2 separate regions of the Homo sapiens genome follow, and region 1 is linked to region 2. The links are chromatin loops, found by intact Hi-C in ENCODE. Cell type or tissue: heart left ventricle. All regions are shown on one strand. Each heading gives the region's core, and the rest is flanking DNA. Links, peaks and the distances in the headings are about the cores only. Region 1 holds the start of RORA-AS2 (RORA antisense RNA 2). Region 2 overlaps RORA (RAR related orphan receptor A).

Region 1 (9,307 bases), core at 760-8,759, 67 kb before region 2:
CAATTAATAATCAATATAAATAACTGGGAGCTACACTTATATTGGAGTTGCCAGATTTAGTAGATAAAATACAGGCTACCCAGTGAAATTTGAATTTCTGATACTAATTTGTAGTTTATCTTACATTCAAATTTAACTGTGCATTCTGTATTTTATATGGCAGCCTTAACCTATACAAGAAGAATGTAAATTATATTTATTATAGCCAATGAAGATATACCAATCAATTAATAAACACATTTTTATGGAGAAAAGCTTAGAAGACACACTCCTGACACAAGAGCAATATTTGTTAAAATTGCATTACAACTGCTTAATTATGGAGATACGACTGTGCATGATATTTAATTTTTTTTAACCTAGCCATTCTGAAGACAGAAGTCTATTTCCCTAGAGAAAGTGAACAAACAAAAACAATACAAACACACAAAAGGCAAATTTAATGAAAAAAATCAGAAAATGTATTGGAATTCTCTTTGATCCTCTGAAACCTAATTTCTCCATAGAAGCTCTAGTACTTCATAGTAAATGATTCCATAGAAGTACCAAAAAAAGCAGAAAACATCCTTTTCATTTCACAGATGGGGAAACTGAGGCTCAGGAAAGTTTAATTGGCATAATAAGACATTTCTCTGTGGAAAGTTATATTAAACTGGAAGTACACTCATGGCAAATCTTTAAAAACACTAGTGTAGATGTACCCTCAAAAGAGTAAATACTCAAAAAAGTTTTACTCCTTGGAGCATACCACTCAGCAGTCAGCTCTGTAAATAATTTAAACCTATGGGAGTGCCCTCAGCCATATTTAAACCAGGAAGACTCATCCTGAGTTTGGGTGAAAGATGTACTCAGATGCTGATGCAAACACACAGAAACCACAGTCCCTACTACTAGAAGAGCATATTGAATTGAATCTAGAATGTTCCGGAATATTCTAGAACATAGTATTCTGCCAGGAATCCAGCTGACCGAATTACCCACACTTGCCCACCTTAGGCCTTCATTCGCAGCAGGCATGTGTGCCTGGGTTTGTTACCAGCAGCCATTTTCTCACCCTTAAATGAGGGATGGGTCTCCCCTTTTCTTTTTCTCATTTTCCTAGAGGTTACAAGATTCCTGTTTTTCTCACCAGGAGGAGAGGTCAGCCTCAGTGAGCTCATAGCAGTCATACATTGCCAGTGTTTTTCCTCAAGTGGAAGGAGAAAGGCCTTCAGAAAAAAAATCGTATGCAAACCTAGTGCTACCACCAGCAGTAGCTCTGAATCGAGATTTTTGGGAGAATTAGGCTTACTAAAGATAAACTACAATAAGTCTCAAGGAAGCAAATAATTCTGATTCTAATGAGGAATCCAAGAATAAAGGCAGCTCTTAAGGTAACTAGATCTGGAGTCAAGCTGACCTGAGCTTGCGTGTATAGCCCATTTTCCTGCTTCTAGGTTGAGAGACCTTGAACAAGTTACTTAACTTTTCTAGTCCTGAATTTCTTGGTTTTTAAAATTGTATACAATCATGATGACACTTAAAAGACTGTTGTGAAAATTAAAGGAAATAAGGATGTATGAAGAGCTTTACAAATTGGGAAGTGTGACACAAATGACTTTGGTAAGGGGTGAGCAACTCACATAGTATTAGTTTAACCAAACTGAATTACCATGTGATAGTGAAAGCTATGCCATTGCTACTCATGATGTCCCTCAGTTTCATACTGACTCATGGCCTAGGACTCTGGTTTTCAGACCAAGTACTCTGACTAGAAAATATCCTCATATTTGATGGAAGACAGCATGAGACGGAGAACCAAGTTCCTTAAAGTAAGTGTACTCTATTCTAGATCCCAAGCTCCATTCGCTTTACTCTCTAAAGTCTAGAGAAAGAGCCTGGTATGGTGGTGGGTACCCGTAATCCCAGCTACTCGGGTGACTGAGGCAGGAGGATAGCTTGAGCCCAAGAGTTCAAGTCCAGCCTGGGCAACACAGTGACACCCAGTCTTAAATTTAAAAAAATAAACAAAAGGAAGCTGCCTACTCACTAGCAAGTGGCTGCATTATCCAAGTGGGCTGCTGATCAGCACAGGCAAGGACTTTGGTCCCCACTACCGAAGGGCATCGAACCAAGTCCAGCTGTTGTGCAGGTTTTGATTCACTTCCAAATGACTGGGAAGAACACCAAGATCCTTCCCCAGAGATTCACAAACAGACCACGAGCAGGGTAATGCTCTCTACAGAGATAGGGACTTGATAGAATTGTGGTGAATGACGGGGTGGAACCAAGTTTCTAAACCTAAAATACACATACACCCTGCGCCCAAAGTGAACACGGTGGATGACTTGGGCAAATAATTTAGCTTCTCTGGGTCTTAGTTTTCTTATATGCAGAATGAGGTAGTCAGTGACATTTTTTTTCTTCCAGACAGGTTCTCAGTGTGTTGCCTGAACTGGAGTGCAGCGGCACCATCATAGCTCGCTGCAGCCTTGACCTCCCAGGCTCAAGCCATCCTCTCACCTCAGCCTCCCTAGTAGCTGGAACTACAGGCATGTGGCACCATGCCCAGAGAATTTTTACTTTTTTTGTAGAGATGGGGGTCTTGCCATGTTGTTCAGGCTGATCTTGAATGCCTGGCCTCAAGCAATCCTCCTGCATCAGCCTCTCAAAGTGCTGGATTAAAGGCGTAAGCCACCTTGCCCAGCCAACATGATTTCTTAATTTCCCTTCCAGTTCATCAACCAATGGCTCCTTGCCCTGCTTCTAAGCTATCAAGCCAAACCACATCTTTCCAAGCAACAGGCTGTCAGATCTATTTCTCACTGTAAGAAATCCAATGTGGCTCATAATCAAAGGTAACCCCCTGAAACTTTTTTCTTCTTGCCTTTAACAACCAAAGAAGAAAAAAGACAGTGCCCACAAAAGGTTATATAAGTAAAAGATGCACTTTTCTTGGGAGATCTTTAAAAATTATCTGGGCTAGAGAAAAATGGCACCTTTTGATAAAGCTGTAAGACTCCTTCTATTTTACCCAGATACACATACACACACACACACACACACACACACACGGCAGGTGTATTTCCAGATTTCCAGGTAATGCTTGAGCACAATTTCTAACTTAACAATATGACAGAAGTTTTAAATTGCCAATTAAACCCCTAAAACTAAGAGGGCTAAAAGGCCCCAAAATATTCGGTCCAAAGCAAAGTTGAGCTTCTAATACAGCAAAAATGCTTGACTCTCTTTAACTGGCCATGCTTCAAAGTAAAGCAAAGGAAATGTCATGAAAATATCACAGATTTAGCCCTGCCATGGTTATCAGTAGGGAAGTTTCATTATAGTCATCCCAGAACAGAGCACTTCAGGAATGTAAGCTGGTATTTCCCGTCAGTGCCAAATCTTGGACCAGTTAACTTTCTTGACTGACTTCTAATTGTCTCTTGGTTTTTAGGAAATTGTCTGGGTATCCAGTTAATTTTACTTTTTTTTCTTTTTTTTTTAGTAAGAGGTGGCATTTTTCCTCTTCCCAAATTTTGCAATTACCAAACCAGCATTTCCAGAGGCCTTGTATCCTGGACAAGGCCCTAGACTTGATGCCACTCTGCCACTTTGCCAGTATTCAGCCTGTGTGTCTTCTTTTGTCCTCTTTTGCAACGAGAAAACAACTTTTGAGATAGAGATATTATAAACATGAAAAAATTCTGTGTTAGCATTAAAAAACGAACAGGCTGGTCATGGTGGCTCACGCCTGTAATCCCAGAACTTTGGGAGGCCGAGATGGGTGGATCATGACGTCAGGCATTTGAGACCAGCCTGGCCAACATAGTGAAACCCACAGTCTCTACTAAAAATACAAAAAATTAGCCAAGTGTGGTGGTGGGTGCCTGTAATCCCAGCTACTCGGGAGACTGAGGCAGGAGAATCACTTGAACCTGGGAGGTGGAGGTTGCAGTGAGTTGAGATCACGCCACTGCACTCCAGCCTGGGCGACAGTGCGAGACTCCATCTCAAACAAACAAACAAACCACTCAAAACCATGCCATGTAGATTTCCTTTTATTTTAAAAATATGTCAATATTTTTACTTTGCAAGTGAATGTGGCAGGGAGGAAGAGATGTGTTGAGTGATAATGAACAAAGTCTTGAATTGGCCCAACTCATGTCTCTACACCAGGCTTGCACATTGACTCCTCCTTTAATTCCTAGAAAAGCAGGGCTCCAAATCTGAAGGCTTTCACAAGATTTATTCTCCCTCCCTGCAAGATGTCTGAGTTAAAGAAGACACCTATTATTTAAGCTATGAGCGCTTGGGCAAATATAGCTTAACTTCTCTGAGCCTTTCTTTTCTTATTCCATAAAATGGGAATAAAATTCTTAGGACTAGGTTTATAGTAAAATGTAAGATAATTCACGTGGGGCACAGGATATAGTACCTCTTTCCTACTAAAGTATGTTTCTTATTGCATACACCTTGTGAATCCACTTTATATTAGACAAACAGAGAGACAACCCTTGACTGGACATAGGCAAAACCCATTAATCCTGTTATTAAACGGGATAATCCGGGAAGGCAGCATTGGAGAGCTAAGGAAAGAATTTTCCAAATAAAACCCAAACACTTAACCCACTCCCTGCCACATTCTCAACAAGCATGCTGCAAAGGCTGTGGTCTCCTGGATCCGCTGTGCTCTCCTTACTTCTTTTTGACTTCCTCATTGTGAGGCGCTAGCAGTTAAAACGGCAAATTTACACGCAGTGCATGAACACTAGCTAAGAAACGAGGCCTAGAATTTAGGCTTCTTTTTTGAATAGCTAATAATTGTTTTCTAAAGAAAAAATATCACTTTGTGCTGGCCTTATGTCCCCCTCCTCCTCAATCCTGAGTTGTCCCAGGAGACTGCTCCATTCTACACATAGTCAAAAAGAAAATCTATGCACGAGGCGGATCCGGAACACAGCCCGAGTAGGGCCTCGCCAAACAAAATGATGTTACAAAACAATGTCCTTGTCTAGGACAAAAGAACTATTAATGATAATCAGTACATATTACTGAAAGTGCTCCAAGTAATCTTTGGACTTTGTTTCAAAAATTCTTAATGGACACTAATGCTTAGAGTTCACTCAAAAGAGAAATAAATTATGTGCCAGGGTTGCAGGGACCAAGGACAACACGTGGAAGGCATCAAAGCATTAGCAATGTTACGACAATCAAACATTTTGTAATTGCATAAAAAGCCTTTAAAAATCATTTAGATATACTAATTATGAACATTAATAATACTATAATGGGAGGTTTCTTTTATGTTCGATTTGAGCCTAGGTTGAGCTGTTTCGGCAATAATATTTCAGCTCTTTTACCAACCAAGGTGCTTTGGACGCCATGAAAAATATTCCATTTTAGTTTGAAAAATGGTTATGGGAATGGATAAGAGGAATTTTTCCTGTTTTTTGAATTCAAAAAAAAAATTTGTGATTGCTCTCCATCTCTAGGTCATATTTCCTGACATTAGTGCCCAGAAATATCTTTTAATTTTGGACAGGCAGACCAGAAGTATGCCCTCTTTCAAGTCCTGCCTTTATCTTTAACAAAACAGTTCCAAGGACAAAGCCTCATTCCGGGTTCCCCAGCAAAGGCAACATAAAGAGACCATCAGTCTATCAGAGAAAGAAATCTTCAGACAAAACTTATTTGGGAAACATCCCTCTTCTCAGAGATTACTATTCAATGCACTACGAAAAGTCCATATGTAAGGAGGGCAATTTCTCTTGTTATTTACTCGTCCCAAAGTATGATTAGTACTTATGTATAGTAAGAATCATAAGAAGCCTTATTTTTTCAAATTGATTTCCTTTTATTGAGTGTCTGTATGGAAGATGATGCTATCCATTCGATATTACCTGGTTGATTTAAATTTGATCTTGGAGCTCTGAGGGCAGAGGTGTGAACTGATATCAACACTTTCAGCTTAGCCTTCTAGAATTGAGCAGTTTTATCTTCTAAGTGAATAATTCAGCTCAGGTAAACATCAGCAGCTTACACCATGCTTTTCCAGAAATGCTTTACTTTATGTGCCTCTGCAATCTGTTAAATCTGTTTATCTTTGTCACTCATATGGGCAGGTACGGAAGTGAACTGTCTGTGGGTGACTTGCCTGGATGCCGGCTATAGCTGCAGCCCCCAAAGTCGAAGCTACCAGAACAGGTTGGATGAGGATGGCCCAAAGATTATGGAGTTGCTGGCCCCAAAGCAAGTCAGACACTATGGGAAGTTTGCATGAATCATGCCCTTGGATAGACAACCTAAATCATACCTCATCGAGCATGGATCCTGGTCAGCATACCAAGTCAAGGCAAGTAAAGACTGAAGAAATATCACCTGGTCTGCAGCTCCCCCCAGAACGAAGTCTGCTACTGATGGCAGAAGCATAGATAGACCAAGGGTATCACTATGTAATGATGGAAGAAGGAAAAACCCCATGCATTCACTCATGTCTTGAATCACCTAGAGAAGAGAGGGAATCTGCCAAAGTGGACACAATAGAAATTCAGTTCTAAATTTGGAGGAAATGAGGCCCACTCTCAGATAAGATGAAAAGTAAAAGCCCTAGGATCCAATGGGGTATTAAACAAATATTTAAAAGTAGAGAGGTGGTGACCAGTTATTTCCTGATATATAGAATACCATGGGTCCATAAAGAATTTTTTAGAGTATCAATATTATTAACACTTTGAAGAAGACATATGAAAAACTGATTAAATTATAAATTAGGAAATCATAGATCATTACTATTTGTAGCCTCTCTACTCCCCTCTGATTACAGAACTTTAGGCAGTTTGTCTGGATTGGTGATTGCTGGATAAAAGCTCAAGAAAAGAAAGTAGCCATCAAGATACTTCTCTTGGGAGGCCGAGGCGGGCAGATCACTTGAGGTCAGGAGTTTGAGACCAGCCTGGCCAACATGGTGAAACCCCATCTCTGCCAAAAAATACCAAAAACATTAGCTAGCCATGGTGGCGCATGCCTGAAGTCCCAGCTGCTCAGGAGGCTGAGGCACAAGAATCACTTGAACCCAGGAAGTAGAGGTTGCAGTGAGCAGAGATTGTGCCACTGAACTCCAGCCTGTGTGACAGAATGAGACTCCGTCTCCAAAACAACAACAACAAAATACTTACCTTGCATTCACAGATTTTATGAAGAAAAGTTTGGTATTGTTAGATTAGATGTACAAGCTATGTTCCCATATGGGATTTTAGAATCAGGAAATCTGGATTCTTTTCCCAGCTCTGCCACTTACCAGCTATATAATTTGGGGCAAGATACTCTCTCCGATCCTCAGTTTCCTCATCACTAAAAGGAGAGGAAAAAGATTTCTTCTTTCATTCTAAAATTCCACCACTAGAAATTTTAGGAATTAATCATGAATATACACAAGAGTTATCATAATATTATTTATATCAGCAAAACATTCAAGGGAACACCCAAATATTAGCAGTAGAGGATGGCAAATAAAGCATGATATGTTTACCAAATGGAAGGCGCTACCATCATTAAAATAAAGAAAAATAAATCAGAGACAATGATGTTCCAGCTGCATTATGAGAAACAAAAAAATTCAAAGTCCCAAAGCATAGTATATCATTTTGTCAAAAAAGGAAAAAAAAATGTATAGAAAAAAGACAAAAAATACATACACCAAATTAATGAGAGTGATTATGTTTGGGTGGAGGAATTATGACTGATTTTTCTTTGTCTATGTTTTCTAAAATTTCTATAAAACACCTGTACAAATAAAATTATAATAATAAGAAAGAAAAGTTAATATTAAATAACTATTCCACAAGGTTACTGTGAAGATAAAATGAAATAAAGCAAGGCAATGTTGACCTAATATTAGTTTTTAATATTGCAAACATCTCTCTGTGACTGTTAGGAGACCCAGTTTCCTATGGCAAGTACTAATTGCATTATCCTTTCTAGAGAACCCTATGTGAAGTCTGAAGTGAAAGTGTGATAGCATAGCTGGCTACTTTCAGGAGTGCCCTATGGTGATGGATAATCTGATAATACTTGCCAAAATGGTAATCATAACCAATATGCTGATAAAGGTCTGAAAAATAAGGCTTGCTTAGTACCATGTATTTTACACAGTGCTCGAGAATGCAGTGAGAGACCCAGGGGCTGACTTGGGACAACTTTTGACTCCTAGGAAAACCACCACCCTTTAGCTACCACACAGGTGTTTGCCTAAGCCAATGACTATAGGGCATATGACTACAGTGTCAACACATACCAGCAACCAAAGGCCTGTGGAGACCTCTGCAGTACAGGTGCTACCTCAGAGACTGATCACAAAATCCTCAAGGCAGGAGTGAGCCCTTTCATCAGGACCTCCTGATAAATCTCCAGGAGTTAGTGCCCTGTAATACAAAGAGGATGACCTCTGGAGTCAGAAAGACCCAGGTTGCAAGCCCAGTTTCACCTACCAACTAGTCGTTTCACTTGAGGCAAGCTACTTAGCTTGAGCCTCAGTTTCAATATCTGTAGGATGGAAGTAAGGATACCTTTTTCATGAGGCTGTTGTGATTATCAAAAGGTATAGGCAGTGCAAAGCTGAAAGTGGTCAGCTGTCAGTGAATTCTATTATCTAAGCAATGTTATCTGATGGCAATGCATCTTACAGGAATGCATTGGAATGTTCCATAGAGAAAGGAAGGAAAAAAGGCCCATATGTCCTTGGGATGAGACACTAAGGTGGCCCCGAGCTTCAGAATAAACTATGGGTTCTTTTGGAGATTGACATACCTTGTTATATTTTGATTGATTTCAACTAGCACAGTTCTTCTCTTTTAAATTATTCTTTTTCCATTTGTCTTTTTTTAAATTTTAGTTTTAAAAAGGTTGTAACGGGTTGAGTTGCATCCCCCAGAAAGACATATTCAAGTCCTAACTCCTGATACCTGCGAATGTGACCTCATTTGGAAATCATATCTTTATAGATATAATTAAGATGAGGCAATACTGGTCCAGGGACCAGTCATCTGAATACTTAGACTAAGTATTTAGATTTAGTCTAAATTTAATTACTACTATCTGTGTAAGAGGAAGGAGAGGGAGATGTGCATTCAGGGACACAGACAACACATAGAGAAAAAGGCCACATGCAGATGGAGGAGGGATTGGAGTGACATAGCTATAAGCTCAAGAATGCCAAGGATTTCTAGCAACTACCAGAAGCTAGGAGAGAGGCTTCAGGAACTTCTTCCCTAAAGCCTTCAGAGGGAGCAAGGCTCTGCTGCCACCTTGATTTTGGGACTTCTAGCAT
Region 2 (9,307 bases), core at 717-8,716:
AACAGATTTTTTAAAATTGGCATCTCTTTACTTAGCCTCGATCTATTAAATAGAAGAATACATACAAATATTTTTATACAGAAAGAAAAATTCTAACATGCTCCAATCACCTGCCAGAGACACTTTATAAACTTACTACCATTTGGACTTGCTTCCACCATTTCAGAATTTCAGAATAGGTGAGGCTTTCCCATGTGGACCACAAGAATGACTACTGTGCACAAGGAGAGGCGGTTTTGAGATGCACAGTATGTGATTGCTGGAGGACACAAGCAAGGCAAGGAGCAGAATATGCAAACAGGCCATGGTAAGCTCTCAGATGAATTGTCTTGGGCTCCCAGTTAAGCTACAAATCTAGTAGGTAGAACCTTTCTTGTTTCTACGCCTCTATTTTAGGGATCTAATTCTTAGTAAAGCAACTCAGAAAGAAAAAAAATAATAATGCTTCTTTGTTTCTAGGACTTGGCCTTTTGTTTTATAATTAATATAGATTCCCACCCAATGCATAAATGTTTAAAGCATCATTTATATTGCATTGCCCACTTGTTAAAGTTTAAAATGTTGCAAATGGCCAAGAGTCTGTGCTTCAGTTACAAGCAAACTTGCTCGCCCCATGGTCTTAATCTCCAGCAAACAGTGGCATAAATGAACCTCTGGGTCAACTTTGTGTTTGCTGCACATCCTTTGCCATTATAAAATAAGATGAAAAGATTTGCTTTTAAGTCAAAGCCTAATTTAAAATATTTTAAGTATGGACATAAATGCGCTGGCCTAAAATGTGTGTGTTTGCACATGTGTGCACATCTATATCATATAGTTTACATAGAAATGGATGAAAAAAGTAGTCCTAAGCCAATACTGATATAATTAGCGAAAAAAAAAAAAAAAACACACACACATAAGGAGACATAAATTAGTGCCTTCAGACATAGGGATTATTTTGTTAACAAGGGAATGGGTCCAGAGATTGAACCATCTGCATTCAAATAAAGTAAGAGGTTCCTCCTCACGTGGTTCTTATATATGTTAATGTTTCACACTTCTTTGACTTATATGTCAACTCACAGGTGGATTGTGCAGTGGCTTCAAATTAAGGCAGCCTCTTAGTCAACTTGTCCTGAGCTGGGTTCTTAACTAGGTTCCTGACCTTATGACCTTATGACCAACACAGCTCCTGGTTCAGTAACTGAGTCCTTGTTCAGTTCTATCCTGGTTCTCCTTCTAGGCCTCCCAGGTCTCAGCCTGGTTTCTTTGAATCCCACTCTTACCACCCTAATTTTTAGGCAGTATGGATTTCCATTACAGGGTTATAATGCAGGAAGCATGGCATTGATAACGGGAAGTTGGGGTATGTTTCAGCAACACCTCCCTGTTTAAGGGGGAGATCAGTCTGCACTAGTGGGAGTGTTTGTATTCTAGAATATTTTTAAAAGAGGAAGCTCGAGTGTTTTCCAGTACACGGAGGAACTCTAGATAGCTGTGAAGGAGTTTCCCGGTTACCTTAATCAATGTATAAGTGATTGTCAATATTTTGTATAATAGATAATTATAAATTTTAGTAAATATAAGAATCACCCCGGGAGCTTGTTAAAATGCACATTCCTAGAGTCCATCCCCAGGGATCCTGATTCAGAAGTCGTGGGGTGTAGTTTATGAGCAGTGGTCTTTCCCCCTATTCTCTCTTGGATGGAATTTTGAGAAACATGGCTCTATGCCTTCATTGAACAACATCCACCTATAAATTACAAATTTTAATTTCATACAGACTATTATTGTTATAAAAATATTTACTGTCTTTAAAAGTTTAGTACATCCCTTACAATCTCACTTGCACCATTAATTCTTCCAGTAAATTATTTCTCTAAAACATAGATGTAAAACTTAACGTAGCCTGATCCAGATTGAATTACTGCAAATTGCTCTAAGCAGGGATGAAATGTAAATTAATGGGATTTCTGTAAATGCTTATTTTTTTCTAACTAATATTCTATGGTGGTGAGTTATGATATGTAGTCAAATATTGAACTGTTTTAGCTATTTTAGGAGATTAATTTACACTAGCTAAGAGAGGGAGAATAAGTTGATGATCAATTTAAGTAACCCTTACATTAATGGACTAAACTTTGTGGGAAAAAGTAAATGCAAACCAGAATTGCCCAGGTAAATGTTGCAGGCTGTCTGTTAGCACACTTAGACACTGTCTCCTTTTACCAGGGGATATGATGGAGAGAAACTCTGTTCCCTGATTTTAGGCACCTAAAGATCTAAATCTAAATAACAAAAACAATAACGATAATAGCTAATATTAGGGCTGGGTGCGGTGGCTCATACCTGTAATCCCAACATTTTGGAAGGCCGAGGCAGGAGGATTGCTTGAGCCCAGGAGTTCAAGATCAGCCTGGACAACATAGTGAGACCCCGTCTCTACTACAAATTACAAAAAATTAGTCTGACGTGGTAGTGTGCGCCTGTAGTCCCAGCTACTCAGGAGGCTGAGGTGGAAGAATTGCTTGAGTCTGGAATGTCGAGGCTGCGGTGAGCCATGAGTACACCAGTGCACGCCAGCCTGGCAAACAGAGCAAGACTCTGTCTTAAAAACAATATAGCTAATATTAATCAAAACCTTTCTATGTGCCAAGTATTTTTCATTTATTATTTCATATTATCTTCACTACATCCCTACAGATGGATACTATTATCAGCTCCAATTTACAGTTGAGGAAATGGAGGTTCAAAAAGGTTAAGTAATTTGCCCAAAGCCATACAGCCAGAAAGTGGCATAGCCAAAGTCTGACTCCAAAGCCTAGGAGACCCAGGTCATATCTACAGCTGAGAAAGGACTCACTCTCCACCATGCCACTGGTCTCCTCAATCAGTATTTCCTTTGTTTTAGGCATAAACTAGCTAGCTAAAACCTGCAGTTTGAAAAGTTCATGTCAAATGAAGTGACATACAGAGAACAATTGTGCAGATAATTTTCTTTAGAAAACAGAAGCAGAGAAAGAATCCCTTTTAAAATTTCAGTTTCAATATATTTTTGCAAGCATATTTTTGTCCCAGATGCTACCGTGTTCAACCTTGTCTGAGTCTGGTGACCAAACCTCAGTGAGCGTTCTGTCCAGGTATAGCAGCTGTTTTGGGCAGCCTAATAATTAGGCTCTCTATGTATATAATCTTTCAAGGAGAGAGGACATCAAACTGAGATTAGATTAGAGGAAAAAGAGCAAAAGAGGACCATGGATAGTAATCTATTCCCTTTTGTGATCAGCATGTAGAAAACAGTTTCAGAAATGTATTTTCATTTTTCACTTAAAAAATATTTGTATTTTACCTTCAGGGAAGGTATTCAGTATTCTAGCAGTTGCTTCAGAAAGAGGGAATTGGCTGGCACTGTGCCATGCATGCTTCATAGACAAAGCCACCTAGGTCCATAAACACAGTCATCTGAGGGGCGAAGGGCAGGGAAGGATTCAAGCACCTTAGTTCCAACTCCAGGTTGGATGTCCCTCTCGTTACCCCACGGTAAAAGGATTATTTCACTCCACTGTGAGGACTTGGCTGGCAGAAGGCATTTTCAGGCAGGCAGTGAGGAGAGCAGGGAAGAAAGGCAGGTGGGGAGCAGAATCCAAGACAGTGCAGAGGGCCTGGGAGACCAGGAGAACAGGGACAGCCCACAGTCAGAGGCCCTAAGGAGTATGTCTCCTAAGAGCCTTCAGCTGAATGTCCTTTCCCTCCCCATGGCGGGGCATCTCTCTCTACAACCTGTCCATGGTTCACTTTGTTCTGCCTCCTTCAACAGTGATTCTAACCCTGTTGTCATGTATTGATTACTTATGGCAAATAACATCAGGAGGAATTGGCAGTTGCGTGAAGATCAGTGGTGGGAATAAGAAGTGGGACTAGCAGGAAACGGATCACCATCATTAGTATCATTATTATTTAATTAAGCTTTGCTATTACAACAATAAATAATAACAATGAGAATAATAATAATGACGATAAGCTAGCATTTAGTAGACCAGGCGCTATGCCAATCATTGAAAATATGCATGTTTATTTAACCCTCAGGCTATTTTGATCAGTATTTTCTTTATCCCACTTTACAAATGATGTTGAGGTGTAAAGAGATAAGTACCTTGACCAAGGTCCTGGGCAGCTGAGTGGTAGTGCTGGGGCCCAGATCCCAAATTCTGACTGCAGACTCTGACTCCAGCACCTGCTTTCTTGACCACTGCGGGCCTGGCTTTCACAGGTGTTACCTTCCTGCATCCTCTCGGCACCAGGTTGAGCTTGGTGTCGCTATCCCTTCTTATAGATGAAGAAACTGAGGCTCAGAAACAGTAAACAATCTGCCCAGGGAGGAGGAACAGAGCTGAGGAACAAAAACAGGCCTCTAAGCTCCTCTACCAAAACTGCATAGACCACTCTGTAAAACACTCCAAGTAAGGATGGGACTTTATTTCTCACCCCTATGACTCCATGTCTAGGTAGAAGCAGAAGAGTTTGGGAAGAGATCCGACAACATGTGTGAGGAGATAGGGAAGCTGTATGCATTTAACCTATCTCCAGGGTCCCCATCACTTGAGAGAAGGGCCATCAATAAGGAGGTGGAGAAGGATCATCCGAGCTAGGCTGAGTCTTCTTTGACTTGCTAAAAAAAAAATGGGGAGGGAGAAGGCAATGGGCTAGTATGGGAAAGAATAAAGAAGAGAGAGGGCAGACATCAGGAAAGAACATCAGGCAGAGAGAAGCGTCTTAGAGCAGTAATCACAACCAAAATTTTGCGCACCAACAAAAGCCCATTGACGCTCAGACACCTCTGACTTTCCCCATTTCCTTCCCGATGGCACAAATGGAAGCTCTGATTTCCTCTTTCCTTTTCCTTCTGGCTGATGCATCCTGACAAATACAGTATGTAAAGCGCAGGGACGTGTGAAAGGAAAGTGTGGCGACGGTTGTTTTCCATCTCCCAATAATAGCGTTTCAATTTGGTACCTAAATAAACAATCTATTTTAGTGGCTCCCCTTTGATATCTCCAATGTTCCCTTCTGTTATTTCTGGCAGTTCCCAATCCTGTGATGTGATTAGAGAGGATGATTACACTTACATAACAGCATCAAATTAATTTGCCGCCGAGAACAACAGCGGTAGGAAATCATTGGAGTTCTCAAATTGCTCCCCCCACCCCCACCCGCCTCGAGTTTATTTAAGTGACATCAAGGGATTAGAGCGAAGTCGGTCAGTAGAGCACTGCTGGGAAAACAACCAAAACATCGACTCTGACCTTGTAAACGAAAGAGGAACAGAGCAAATAATGAATAGCGCTGGTCCCAGGCCTGGTGCAGGGGCCATTGGATGAATCAGCCTCCCAAACACACATTTCCGTCTGTCTGTGGGAGAAAGAAACAAACTGTACCTTTCAGTGCAGATTAGATTCATTTTCCTGGGGCTATGTCCAGCCATCCAGGGACTGTCAAAACCAAAGATATTTGAGATTTTGCTTATGTTTCTTTGCTTTGCTTTTTGGCCCCTTTTCAAAACAACAAGAAGAATGTAAAAGTTGACTTGAATTTTTTTACTCTGTGAGCCCTGAACAAAAGTCCAGAAAAATAAAGCAGAGGCAAATATTATTGCTTCTGGTTTTCTAAAAGATATGACAATAACAGCTCAGAAAACTGTAGCCCATGATTCCACCAAAGGTTAGAGGTTCAGAACAGGGAGCAGCACGTGGATGGCGTAGAAAAGGGACCCCTTTAAGTCCTACTCGCAGTTTAGTTCTGACACGAACCTTCAACAGTTACTTCAACTCTCTGAGCCTTGGTTTTCTTACCCAAGATAGCAGATATTACCGTCTTTCATCTCTGTTACAGGGTGGGTGTTCACCCATCCGTTCATTCTGTTAATCCATCCATTCAACAAGTATTTATCGAACACCAATTCTGTCTCAGGAACTCTGCTGGTAACTGGGAATACCAATGGACGTGGTCAGCCCTAGGAGCTTATGTCCTAGCGGAACAGGGAAATAAAAACAGCCAGTGTGCTCTGAGGGCCTGCATGGGCAGGCACTGACCTCTCCACCCTTCATCCCTTATCACATGTGAATTTCACAACCACCATGCATGCGTAGGTATCTCTGTCTATTTTACAGATGAGGAAATTGAGCCCAGATGTGTTAAATAACACTACGCCAAATCACACTAGGAAGCAATGAGATTGAAATCCAAACCTAGGTTTTCAGAATATAAAGCCATGCTATATCCCTTTATATTTTTTGGAACCTGACAAGCTCTGAAGCACTCTGCAAATACAAGGAACTACTTTAAGTGTGTTTGCACAAGCTGTTCATATACTAGACAGACATCACAAATGCATGAATTTCTATTGCTTTAGTCCAGTGATTACAGCACTTGATTCTTTTTAAAGCAAATCCACTTCTATTATCCCGTTTGATCCTTGTAACAGCATCACGATACATGTGGAGCAAGTATTATTACTCCCACTGGACAGATGAAGAGACCAACATTAAGCAACTGGCCAAGGCCCTTGACCCAGACCCGGAACACTGGTCCGTGGCTACTCACTTGCTCTTCTTCCTCAACCTCCTCTCAATGAGTCTGAATAAGGATGATGTTTTCAATTTTGGCCTCAATAGAATTATGGTTACTTCCTATATTGTGTTAGTCTTTTGAGTCCTAATGGCATCCCTTTTTGGGTAGAAATCCATATTCACAATATAGCATGAGGTATTTTTATTTGTCTGCTTTGAAAATCATCGGCTGCTTTTCCACCTTGTGAGAACGTGTCACATTTTCCCATCATCTTTTGTTTACATCATTGTTTCACTACCATGGAGGTTTCGTTGTGCATTCTTCTCACTTAGCTCTTTTAGAAGACTGCTCTTAACACCAACATATGGGGTTTCCAAAGTTGGGATTACTCCAGTTAGATGAATTTGACCCTTTGTTCCAAACAAACTCTTGCTAATTCCAGCTGTACTGTAGCATCCATATCATCTGAGTCTGCTTGTTCATACTTCTCTTACTTCATAAAATGGACATCAAAAAATTATTAGGGCTGTTTTAGTCTCATGGCTTAATTCCTTCCTAGTTCTTCTACCTGAAATGCTTGACCCCCAACTTTGACGCCCTTCCCTCATTCTTCAGGGACAACTCAACTTCCACATCCTTGAGGATACATGTCCACAATACCTCTGCCAACATTGACATCCACCTCCTCTGAATTTCCAAATCCCATAGACTGTCAGAGGTTTGCTGCACAGGCACATTGGAGGAGCTCTGGTCCTAGTCCTTTCTTATACAGATGAGGAAACTAGGACCCAGAGAGGGCAAATGACTTTCCAGTTGGTGGCAAAGCTGGAAATAGGGCTCCATTCTCTTGCTTCTTGAAGCTAGCACTTCCCTTCGACTCCTTTCTCTTTCCTTCTAATGTCTGTGGAATGTGGGTTGTGTATGCTCAGTCTGGAATGGATATCTCTCTTATTATCCCCGTAAACTCAGTGCACTTCTTGAAGATGAGAGCTGAGTCTTTTTTTTTTTTTATATATACTTTAAGTTTTAGGGCACATGTGCACAGTGTGCAGGTTTGTTACATATGTATACATGTGCCATGTTGGTGTGCTGCACCCATTAACTCGTCATTTAGCATTAGGTATATCTCCTAATGCTATCCCTCCCCCCTCCCCCCACCCCACAACAGGCCCCGGTGTGTGATGTTCCCCTTCCTGTGTCCATGTGTTCTCATTGTTCAATTCCCACCTATGAATAAGAACATGTGGTGTTTGGTTTTTTGTCCTTGCTATAATTTGCTGAGAATGATGGTTTCCAGCTTCATCCATGTCCCTACAAAGGACATGAACTCATCCTTTTTTACGGCTGCATAGTATTCTATGGTGTATATGTGCCACATTTTCTTAATCCAGTCTATCATTGTCGGACATTTGGGTTGGTTCCAAGTCTTTGCTATTGTGAATAGTGCCGCAATAAACATACGTGTGCATGTGTCTTTATAGCAGCATGATTTATAATCCTTTGGGTATATACCCAGTAATGGGATGGCTGGGTCAAATGGTATTTCTGGTTCTAGATCCCTGAGGAATCGCCACACCGACTTTCACAATGGTTGAACTAGTTTACAGTCCCACCAACAGTGTAAAAGTGTTCCTATTTCTCCACATCCTCTCCAGCAGAGAGCTGAGTCTTTTTCATCTCTGAATCCCATAGCATTTTCCACAAACCCAACACATAGAAGCTGTTCAAGAAATGGTTGTGGGATACATGATTGTTCTTCATGGAAACGATCTGCCTTTTCACCTACAAGGTTGTTTGCTAACTCATCTCCTGTTTGTTCCCTCTCTTGTTCTTGCAGCAGTTTCTCTCCTCCATGCAAATCATGTCCACTCCATTCCATACCTCTGCAGAAAACTCTGACTTCGGCTTAACCTGCATTCATTCATTCACTCATTCATTTATTCACTGAATATCTGCAAAGTGTCTGTGCTGTGCCAGGCACCGTCCTGGTACAGGGGATGTAGCAGTGAACAAAACGAAATCCTTGCCCTTGTGGGGCTTATCATCCCTCAATATCTCCACCTTCTCCTAAGTGACAGCTCCCAAACTGAGGGAAACCCAGGGTTTCACAAAAAAAGTTTCTGCAATGTTCATATCATTAAAGGTGATAATAGCAGATATTTTAATTTCTACTTAAATAACTGGATGAATGTAGTGAATAATTACATATGGTTTTCATTTAAAAGAGCAGAGTTTGGCATCACCTACCTGTGCTCATGACTTCGTCACCCTCCACCATTGGGTGAGGAGCTGAATGTTACCAGTTATTGTGGCAACTGAATGACGAGGCAATTTAAAATGTTTATTTTTGGTTAATTGTTTAATTGATTAAGTTGTCTGATTCTTACCCACAGCGGGTTTTTGGTAATGACAAATAGTAGAAGAATTCTGAAGTAAAATTTGAAAAGTTTATAAAGACTGTGCATCTGATGATAACTTTATAAATATATGTCAAAGTATTCTTCACTGGATTTCAGAATTGCATTTACCTGTCACATAACCCATTAAGATCTCTCCGTTAAGTTCAAAAATCAATGTTAATAATGGAAAGTTTGGTGTTGCTTATATCCAGTTTGGCTTTTAATTTTTTGTATAGATGTGTTTACTAATAGCAGCCAGAAATCCTCTTTTATTTCACTAGAAATAAACAAAGAATAAAAATAAATCACATGTTTTTACCCAAAATGTAAGCTTTTCTAGCATTAGTTGTAAAGGCAGA

The links. A loop is a pair of places that touch in the nucleus more often than their neighbours do. Peaks named below come from ENCODE experiments on the same cell type or tissue, not always from the same donor. Only the 100,000 strongest peaks of a DNase experiment are listed, where the experiment ranks them.
Region 1: it touches region 2 in a loop (3.0-fold over the local background); 3 of 110 quality-filtered maps call a loop at or near these places.

What each region holds. Positions count from the first base shown.
Region 1 is chr15:60,680,623-60,689,929 of GRCh38, forward strand. All of the region lies in intron 1 of RORA (RAR related orphan receptor A), which reads right to left. RORA-AS2 (RORA antisense RNA 2) reads left to right here and starts at 947. Exons shown (of 2, transcript NR_120319.1): 1 at 947-1,373; 2 at 6,105-6,627. In heart left ventricle, for the core only: no CTCF peak of the experiment used is centred there; no DNase peak of the experiment used is centred there.
Region 2 is chr15:60,747,437-60,756,743 of GRCh38, forward strand. All of the region lies in intron 1 of RORA (RAR related orphan receptor A), which reads right to left. Among named protein-coding and RNA genes, the nearest start is that of RORA-AS4, 12 kb to the right of the region's middle. RefSeq lists a silencer at 4,096-4,290. In heart left ventricle, for the core only: no CTCF peak of the experiment used is centred there; a DNase peak (open chromatin) is centred at 5,321; H3K4me3 peaks cover 924 bases; H3K27ac peaks cover 1,843 bases.